Linked DNA regions of Homo sapiens: regions 1, 2 and 3 are each linked to region 4. The links are chromatin loops, found by intact Hi-C in ENCODE. Cell type or tissue: IMR-90. All regions are shown on one strand.

The links. A loop is a pair of places that touch in the nucleus more often than their neighbours do. Peaks named below come from ENCODE experiments on the same cell type or tissue, not always from the same donor. Only the 100,000 strongest peaks of a DNase experiment are listed, where the experiment ranks them.
Region 1: it touches region 4 in a loop (4-fold over the local background); 2 of 110 quality-filtered maps call a loop at or near these places.
Region 2: a loop joins it to region 4, with 5 times the contacts of the local background. A loop is called at or near these places in 3 of 110 quality-filtered maps.
Region 3: it touches region 4 in a loop (2.2-fold over the local background); 7 of 110 quality-filtered maps call a loop at or near these places.

What each region holds. Positions count from the first base shown.
Region 1 is chr1:197,145,512-197,148,011 of GRCh38, forward strand. ASPM (assembly factor for spindle microtubules) reads right to left here and starts at 1,158. Exons shown (of 28, transcript NM_018136.5): 1 at 630-1,158. The coding sequence starts at 926. RefSeq lists a silencer at 663-842. In IMR-90, no CTCF peak of the experiment used is centred here; a DNase peak (open chromatin) is centred at 1,220; H3K4me3 peaks cover 1,740 bases; H3K27ac peaks cover 477 bases.
Region 2 is chr1:197,178,992-197,181,491 of GRCh38, forward strand. It overlaps ZBTB41 (zinc finger and BTB domain containing 41), which reads right to left. Exons shown (of 11, transcript NM_194314.3): 6 at 1,997-2,126. Among named protein-coding and RNA genes, the nearest start is that of ZBTB41, 21 kb to the right of the region's middle. In IMR-90, CTCF peaks have their summits at 202 (motif pointing left) and 1,492 (motif pointing right); DNase peaks (open chromatin) are centred at 180 and 1,410; H3K27ac peaks cover 149 bases.
Region 3 is chr1:197,065,952-197,068,451 of GRCh38, forward strand. F13B (coagulation factor XIII B chain) reads right to left here and starts at 1,309. Exons shown (of 12, transcript NM_001994.3): 1 at 1,209-1,309. The coding sequence starts at 1,272. RefSeq lists an enhancer at 2,417-2,500. In IMR-90, a CTCF peak has its summit at 983; no DNase peak of the experiment used is centred here.
Region 4 is chr1:196,826,998-196,829,497 of GRCh38, forward strand. It overlaps CFHR1 (complement factor H related 1), which reads left to right. Exons shown (of 6, transcript NM_002113.3): 3 at 1-8; 4 at 1,073-1,249. Among named protein-coding and RNA genes, the nearest start is that of CFHR1, 8.5 kb to the left of the region's middle. In IMR-90, a CTCF peak has its summit at 1,041 (motif pointing right); a DNase peak (open chromatin) is centred at 1,084.

The sequences.
Region 1 (2,500 bases), 320 kb after region 4:
AGCTCACTATTTCACCGGAAAAAAAAACCAGTTACCTCGACTCTAAGGGTACATATGGAAACTAAAATGCATATTAAGATGGCTGATAGAAATTTTAAAAAAAGCTGCTTTAACCAACCAAGGTACTCCTGTCAATCTTAAAAAAGTGTTAAAAAAGTGCATTGTCTATTAATTTAGAACGGCAAGGCTATTTCACAACGCCTTAAGTCTAGTAAAAGTGCTTGTCAATTTAACAGAGAAGTCTATATAACTTGCTCCTAAAGATGCTAAGTGCGCGCGCGTTTATGTGTTGTCCCCGCCCAAGTTAGCGTCTATCCTAGCCTTCAATTAGAGAATATATATATATATATATATATAATATTGACACATATATATATACTCACACACATGTGTATGCGTCAAGGGCCCACCCACAGTTATTGAAAAGGAACTGACTTCACTCTCTAAGGGTCTTTTCTGATTTCTTTTCCAAGAGCCACCCACAGTTATTGAGTGAAAGGGAACTGACTTTATTCTCTAAGGGTCTTTTCTGATTTCTTCTCCAATCGTCAACCTTCCTGAGGAGGGTGGCAGGAAAGATAGCGGAGAAGCAGAACACCGGCCTGGAGCACGCTCCTCCTGAGACCTACCTGCAACACGAAACAGCGCTGCGACACACTGAAGCCCAGGTCCGCGGCCGGGAAGTGGGAGATCTTCACTTCTGCCACCTCCTCGTTAGGGTTGTCTAGGGCCAGAGACAGCGTCCGTGAGGCTCCCAGGAGAACGTCCCCGAAGCAAAGGAAAGGAGACCTGCAGAAGTGGCTGAGAGACAGGACCGGCGGGGAAGACGCCTCCTCCTCGGCCGCGGGGCCCCGCAGCCCCGCGGGCGGCCTCCGCTCGGTCGGGCTCACTTCCCAGCAGCCTCGCCCCACTCGCCGGTTCGCCATGGCAGATTCGAGACCCCTCCTGGATCTCCTTGCCCCGCTCCCACGAGGCGGCTCCGGAGCGGGGATCCGGGACTTACGCTGACCGCTTCCCCTCAGGGGCGGCTGTAGAGGTCGTGGGAGTGAATTCGGCCCTTTTTCTTTTCCACTAACCTACTCCCTAGAAAACAGAAAACAAGCCCAATAAACTCGCAAATTAAAAAGAGGAGCCAAACAAGTATGGCGTTTTGACTCTGTTTAAACTTGCCGCCTCCACCAATGAGGACCTCCGGGCACCGCCCTCCTCGTCACGGGACCAATCGGTGAGCAGCATCCCCTGGCCAATGAGACGGCGGCGCTTCATTTGAATGATTGCATCCGGCCGCCAATCGCTATCTGCGGAGGAGGTGAGAACGGTAGCGGAATCCTGGCCACCGTCTAAAACCCGGGGCTTAGAATTGAAATTCGTCTTTATATTTTTGGTTGTGCTGAAGGGAAGGGAGTCACAGCATTTCCACAATACATGTAGTAATCATTGCGGTTTCCAGGAACAATCATAGATAAAACTGTTACGTAGGCAAAAATTGGTTTATGCCACTCCTCTCATATGCATACCCCGCCCAGAATTATATTAACTTTACTGTCGCGGTTTCCAGGGCTGAATGGTAGAGATGTAAAGATAATTAGTTTGTATGAACATGCTTATTTTAGTGACAACATAGCAGGGACTCAGTACATTTACATGCTGTTAATTACCTCGGGACGCTGGGAGCAAAACCAGGTAAACAAATGAAACCTGAGATTACCAGTAATTCATAAATGATTGTTTTGACTGGCAATGCCCTTCACAAATATCTTATTAGTTTTTATTTCAATTGTAGGGATCTAATAATAATTATAGCTTACATATTAGGGATTTTTTAAATTATTTATTTATTTTGAGATGGAGTCTCGCTCTGTCTCCCAGGCTGGAGTGCAGTGACGTGATCTTGGTTCACTGCAACCTCCGCCTCCCGGGTTCAAGCGATTCTCCTGCCTCAGCCTCCCAAGTAGCTGGAATTAGAGGCGCGCCTCACCACGACTGGCTAATTTTTGTATTTTTGGTAGAGAGGGGAGTTCGCCATGTTGGCCAGGCTGGTCTGGAACTCCTGGCCTCAAGTGATCCGCCTGCCTCCGCCTCGGCCTCCCAAAGTGCTGGGATTACAGGCCTGAGCGGCGCCCGACCCTAGGCTAGGGATTTTTTAAAAATCCTTTACCTATTTATCTCAACCTTTGCCTTAAACCTACGAGGTATCTCTTAGGGCGTAGGTACCATTATTTGTATCTTACAGATGAGGAATACAGGTCATACAGCTAAGTAGGAAGTGGCATAACCCAGATAGGTACACATGCCTGTAATCCCAGCAGTTTGGCCCTAGTCTTGCTCTTACCCACTACACTATATTGCCTCTAAAGGCAGTAGAAAACTTAAAAAATAAAAATAATGTCTGGATGTATGTATGGTTACACAAAACATGTAAAAAGAGAAGTCAATGGGAAATCAAAATAAGGAAGATGAGACATGAAATTATATTCAATGGTGTCCAATTTCACCTGAA
Region 2 (2,500 bases), 350 kb after region 4:
AGAATGTAATTATTGCTATTCCTAAGTCTTCCAGCCCCACTGGCCCTGGATGGGCTACTATGAAACCATTACTCCTCAAAGTACATCACTAGCAATTCCTACAGTTCTAACCTTCAGAGCTTCCCCACATATCTAAAGTGCTGAGTAATAATGAACAAAGTTATTTTAAGGGGAAATAAAGTGAAAGGGAAATATGACTGACCTCTGCAGGCTTTTAGCTATCACTACTACAGTCATGTACTGCATAATGACATTTCAATCAATGACAGACCACATAAACAATGCTGTCCCATAAGATTACAACGGAGCTACACAATTCCTATAACCTAGTGGCATCATAGCACAATACATTACTCACATGTTTGTGGTGATGCTGTTGTAGACAAACATACTACATTGCCAACTGTATATAGGCATAGCACATACAATTGTGTCCAGTACATAATTATTGATAATGATAAGCGACTATGTTACTGGTATGTATTTACTATACTTTTTATCATGATTTAGAGTGTACTTCTTCTACTTATTAAAAAAAAAAGAAAACTAACTGTAAAACAGCCTCAGCCAAGTCCTTCTAGAGGTATTCTCTAAGAAGGCATGGTTACCATAGGACATGACAGCTCTATGCATGTACTGTCCCTGAAGACCTTCCAGTGGGACAAGATGTGCAGGTGGAAGACAGTGATATTGATGATCCTGACCCTGTGTAGGCCTAGGCTAATGTTTGTGTTTGTGTCTTTTGTTTTTAACCAAAAAAAAGTTTAAAAAGTAAAACATAAAAAATTTAAAAATATAAAAAAGCTTATAGAAAATAAAATATCTTTATGCAGCTGTACAATGTGTGTTTTAAGCTAAGTGTTACTTTAAATGAGTAAGAAGGTTGAAAAAATCAAAAGTTTATAAAATAAAAATGTTACAGTAAGCTGCTGTTCATTTGAGGGAAAAAATTTTAATACATTTAGTGAAACCTAAATGTACAGTGTTTATAAAGTCTACATTAGTGTACACTAATGTCCGCGGCCTTCACATTCACTCACCACTCACTCACTGACTCCCCTAGAGAAACTTCTAGTCCTGCAAGCTCTACTCATGATCGGTAACCTACACAAACACATATATTCTTTTTTATATTTTATACCATTTTTACAGTTCTTTTTCCATGCTTAAGTATGTTTAAATATATCAACACTTACCACTGTGTTACAATTATCTACAGTATTCACTACAGTAACATGCTATACAGGTTTGTAGCCTGGGAGCAATGGGCTGGCTAAACCACATAGCCTACATGTGTAGTAGGCTATACCATCTAGGTTTGCATAAGTACACTCTATATTTGTGTGATGACAAAACTGCTTAACAATGCATTTCTCCGAACATAGCACTATCATTAAGCGGCGCATGACTGTACTTGGTTTGTATTTCAATCCCATACCTAGTAAGTTTAAAGGATGAATCTGAAATAAAAGTAGAGTTTTGCCAGTAGATGGTGCTCTTCTACAAGGCCCACCAATATGACAGTCTGTAGATAACACCCAGCTTTGTGGAAAATATCTCTAAAGATATTCCCAGATCCCTACCTGTTAAATAGTTATAGTAAAAGATGGAAAGGTTATCTTTGGGATTCTTGTTTTGCCTTGATCCATCTGTTTTATAGCTTCCAAACCTGTGTCATTCATGTTACATTTCTGTTCTCCCTATCTTTGTAGCTTATTCTTTTTAAAAAACAAACAAAAACCCTTAATCTAGTTTTAGTGGGGTTTCAGAAAGACATAAAATATGTACATTAAATCATCCATCTAAAACCTGCAAATCTTGAATCCATGTCATCTTCCATAACATTTGTGTAATTCCTTTTTTCCTTATATTTCAAACTAAAGCACAATTCATGCATTTTGTGTCTTATGTTACCCTAATTCCTATAAATCATATTGATTGATTATTTCTACATAATAGTACTAGGATTTTTGTGGGTGTGCAGATAATTCTTCACCTTTCTCGTACTGATTTTCCACAGATAAAGCAAGTCCATTTTCTCTTTCCACCATGAGTACATTCTATATGACGTTTCAAATTTCCAGTGTCGTTAAACTGGCGACCACATATATCACATGGAAAAGGACCTAAAAAGGAAAAAAAAAAAGTGTGCATTTAAAGTTTAAAGAGGAGATACTAAGTTAAATTTAATAGGTATGCTGTAAGTTCATGCCTATCCTATTGGTGCATATGTCATAATACACTGCAATTTCTCTTCTAGGTTATTTATTCCTAGAATAACATTTCCATATCCCTATAACCAAGTATAGGGCTCAGCATCTAACAAACAGAATGAATGCTGAACAAACTAATGAGTTAACAAATTGAAATGGCCAATTCCTGGTTTGAAATCAGACTGGAACAAAGTAGAAATGGCTGCATACTAAAGTTTTTGGGAAAGCGGGTAATAAAAAACTTTGGAAGAATGAATGGAGGACTTAAGAGAGTTTATAGTTTGGAA
Region 3 (2,500 bases), 240 kb after region 4:
GCATGCAAAAATAAAATCATTGTCTTGGTCTTCAAGCAGCTTACTTTTTTTTTTGTTGTGTAAAATAGCATTATAACCTTATAATAATTAGAAAATTAACTAGAATATTGCAATGTCTTTATGGTATAGATAACAGACAATTATATCTGCTGGTATTTCCCTATTTAGACAGAAAAATAAAATCAAAAGAAATTCATGCAAAAATCATCCTATTATAGAATTAAAAGTATAAAATAAGATTAATTCTGTGTCTTTCACTTTTATAATTTTAATTATAGATGTTTTGGTAGAAAATTTATAGTTAACTATTCAACTAAAACACAGTTAAAACTTATGTATTTAATTTCAACAAATTCCCAAAAATGTTTATTTTAGAAAAGCTGTATTGCTGTAGCTTCCTTCTTTGTATGTTCACTCTTGCTAATGCTAAGTGTCCTCCCTGGATTCTTCATCCTATGGCCTGATAATATTGATAATGTTCCTGAACAACATACCCATGTACACTGCCTAGCTTCCACTCGCACACTAATCTTACACATTGGGCAATCTGACTATAAAGCTTTCTAATAGGGAGTCCATAGGTATTGGTTTGTTTGGAAAGTCCTGATTTACATGTGTTGTCCAAACAGTTATTAATAGAGCCCCTCTTTTACTCTCTAAGTGTCCCTGTTTGTACAAGCAATTATATGGTTCACCTACTAATCACTACTTAATGTCTCCAACAAATGAATAATTCATTGTGATAAAAATCAAAGTCTCAAAAGTAAAAAATATTTATGGCTATTTCCTTTTCAAATTTCCCACATTAAACTCTCACCTTATGAACAGAATTAAAATTGTACAAGTTTTGTCAGTATTAGGAATGGATTCTAGCATAAATTTAGAATTAAAGTTAACATGTGACTTCGAAATGGACATATTGTTAACCTGAAAACCTTTTCGAAGTATTTAGATCCTGGTCTCCTATGCCCCCTAGAGATACAAGGGTTTTTGTTTTGTTTTGCTTTTCTGACTTATGCTACTGTAAGAACACTTTACTAATTTTGCTCAAAGGAAAAGGTCTAAATATTATAAAAAGTTATATTTATAAAATATGTTATAAAATTGATAATGAAAATAGAAGAGTATATTAAAACTTGAGTTGTATAAATATTAGAATCTCCATTTGTATGTTTTAGAGAATAAAGAATATTAAGAATTAATTTTACCTTCTGCATAGAGTTCTCCTGAGATTATCAATATGATGATAAAAGTCAGGTTTTTCAACCTCATCTTCAGTGGTGTGCTTCACAAAGATTTTAACAATTCTAAGCACTAGGAACTTGTCATTAAGTACACAATACTTCTCTTGAGGAAAAAGTTAATAATTTATAACCTCTGTCTAAGTCCTTTTGTAACGAGTCTTATATTTCACTTAAAATATTTTGAAATAATGTTAAAATAACACAACTATATTAATTGACATTACTTACCATGTCAGAGTCCAGTAAGAGCATGATAACTGATTAGGGCAACAATAGCAGCAGAATAAATAATAAATTATAGCAGCAGAATAAATAATACTAGGTAAATTTTCAACCTAAGTTCCCAATTGTAAATTCATAGAGTAAAGTTCACTTGAGGCCATAGATCTTTACTAATATTGATCAGGTAAAAAGATGAACTTAGGAACATGAGATAACAGATACCTGATGTTGAAATATGTTGTTGCCTAGACTGCACTCCTTAAAGAGATACAGAACCATAGTTGTCTCAATGATAGAATAGTATTACTTATAATAGTAGTGTTTGACATTTAGAGAGTTTTTACTTTGTGGCAGGTGGTGAGATCAGCACTGTGCTATATCAACATTCATTCATGAGAAATGTTTAGAACGTCCATGATAATGGCAGCACATGTAACAGTTTTGAGGTATTTAGCAGTGAAAAAACTGGATTAAAATTATTGCCCTCATGGAGTTTACATTCTAATGAGTTTTAATTTAAAATACAAAATAGGAAAAAATGGTGGATAGGAGGCAGGACTAACTTGCAGCTCCCACTTGGATGGACAGAGCAGGATGTGGAGACTCGCATTGTGAACTTTTGCTCCAAGAACTGCTGCAAGGATATAACAGGAAAGCCAAGATAATCCACAGACCCTCTGAAGAAAGTATATTGCTCCTGCATGACCCAGAAAATAGCCCACATACTGTGAATGCCCAAACTGTGAAAAGTGTGAAAGGGGTATTGTCCACCCCTGAACACACACCCTTGGGGAACCTGAAGGTCTAGATCACAGGAGAAGGATTTGACCTTACCTGGAGCTCAGACAATTTAGAGAGCTGAGCGAAATACAGGGGTAGAGGAAGCAAAGGGTAAAGCCCCATCGTCTCTGTGGGTCCCCAGAGAAGCCATTTCTGACTTGTCTCACAGGGGCTGCCGGAGGAACTGGGAAAAGACCACAGGGAGAAGGAAACCTCCAGCTGAACTTAGTAACAATTCCAACCGAACACAAACT
Region 4 (2,500 bases):
GTCCACTGGTAAGTACAATGCTGTTCTCTCATATGCTGTTATCTATTATAAAGTTTGAGAGAAATAAATCTTTTTTACAGGTTAAATATAGGTTTTGCCACATACTTTTATCTTTATTCATTTGATTTTCAGTTCCAATTGTGTCCAAGTGGATGTTGAATAACATAGTTTGCCTACCTATATAAATCAAATGTTCTCAAAGTGTGGTCGCTAAACCGGTAGCATCATCATCTCCTTGGAGATTGTTTGAAATGAAAATACAATTCCATAAGCTCATTCTAGACACACGGAATCAAAAATGTCGAAATAGAACCCTGAATCTGTTTTACCAACCCCTCCAGGGAATTCTATGCACACTTCTGTGTGAGAAGCATTGCTATAGTCTATTATCACTACACATGGACCTGAAACTCTCTGATGAATTTTGCATTGTTCAGCATAGTATCCTTAATCATTGGCAATTAAATTATCTGAAGTTATTTTTATTATTATAGACTTATTTTCTTTTATTTTTCCACATCTCCAATTTAGATCCTTTGATTAACCATTCTTCTTCTCTACTAACTTGGGTAATTTTCAAAATGTGTTTTTAAATCTTTGCTTATTCACTAAGAAAATGCCTATTTGTGTTTATTTTTAAGAGGCTAAAATGTATAAGCAGGATGATTGCAAACAAAAATCTGGTATCACATAATCTATTTATGCTGACTTTTTGCATTTTATAAATTAATGTTAAATAAATAGAACTGGTAATATTTGTTTACTCAAACTCAAAGAGAGATATCCAGGAAAACTTTCGTTTACACTGGCTTCCAGAAGGGAAAAATAAAGGTCTATCAGTGTTCTAGCGAAGGATGAAGAAGAAATTTAAAACATCAAAGCTTGTACCTGACAAAAAATAGTTTCATGTCTTTTCTTCAATATTACATTTAAATTTATTAAAATCAACAAAATATTTGATGAGATTGTCTACTTATTTTAAATTCGTCTTGAAACATATTTGTAACTGTATTAGTTGATTTGCTACTCAAAATGAACACTAGGTGGAACCACTTCTTTTTTTTCTACTCAGACACTTCCTGTGTGAATCCGCCCACAGTACAAAATGCTCATATACTGTCGAGACAGATGAGTAAATATCCATCTGGTGAGAGAGTACGTTATGAATGTAGGAGCCCTTATGAAATGTTTGGGGATGAAGAAGTGATGTGTTTAAATGGAAACTGGACAGAACCACCTCAATGCAAAGGTAGAGTATTATATTTCTTTTAACATTTTGGGGGAGTATAGCAGGGTTAAAATATGTTGATTTAAACAAAATGAAGTCATTTTTATTAATAGATTTTTCAAATGCAAATAAAATGATTGATGGTGCTTAAAATTCAATTCTTCCTGTGAACAGAACACAAGTAATAGGGTGTATTATTTTTGAGAAAGATTCGACCAAATTAAAAGAGTTGGAACCTGAAAAACAATACTTTTTAAGCATCACAACACTTAGTTCCTTCTCAGGAATACGTGTAATAAAAGATACATTATGTGCATTTGACAGCCATAAGTGATGTGCATTCTAAGATATGGAATAGGCAGTTGAAGAGAGATCATAGACTGTGATATAAATGTGGGCATCTTCAGTATATGGATTATATTTAAAGGTGTGTGACTGACTGTATTTATAAAAAGAAGTCCGAGCACATAGTCCTGGGTCATTCTAATAAATAGAGATGGAGTAAGGGAAACCAGAAAAGGAAATTGTATCTTACTTACCTTTATGTTTTAAAATTAATGTTGTCCTGTGTTTTTTTTTTTTTTTCACTATTTTACTTAGACTCTACCTATGTTTATTATTGAAGTGAGTTTTTGTAGACAGCATATAGTTGGGTCATGTTTACATATCCATTCATCCTTTCATGGCCTGTTAACTGGTGCACTTGGACCAATTACACTTAACATAATTATTGATATATAGGACTTAAACCTCTGTCATTTATTTGTTTCTGTCTGTTCCCTCTGGGTTTCAGTCCTATTTCCCTATTCCTCCATTCCCTGTAGGGAAAATTATTAAGGAGATTAATTTTGATTCATATGTATTGTTTTCCATTGTATCTCTTTGCATAGCTTTTCTTCTCCTTTTAAAAAGTTGTTGCTCTAGCTAATACTATATATATGTAATAATATATTACTGTCTACTGGCACTGACATTTAAATCAACAACTGGAATATGGAAAGCTTACTTTCATGTAGATCCATTTATACTCTCCACATTGTAAGTATAAATGCCAGTCGTATTTTCTCTGCATGCATTGAGCACCATATTAAACTCATTTGCTTCAAATATCAAACATAATTGAAAAAACTTATGAGGAAAAAGATATCGTGTTATATTGACTCCTCTTTTTATCCATTATATCGTTCTATTTTTTCAGGATCCTGAAGTCTCAAGCTCTTTCTTTTATCTGTTTTATTTTAATTTGAAGAATTCCTTTAGTTATCTTTAGGC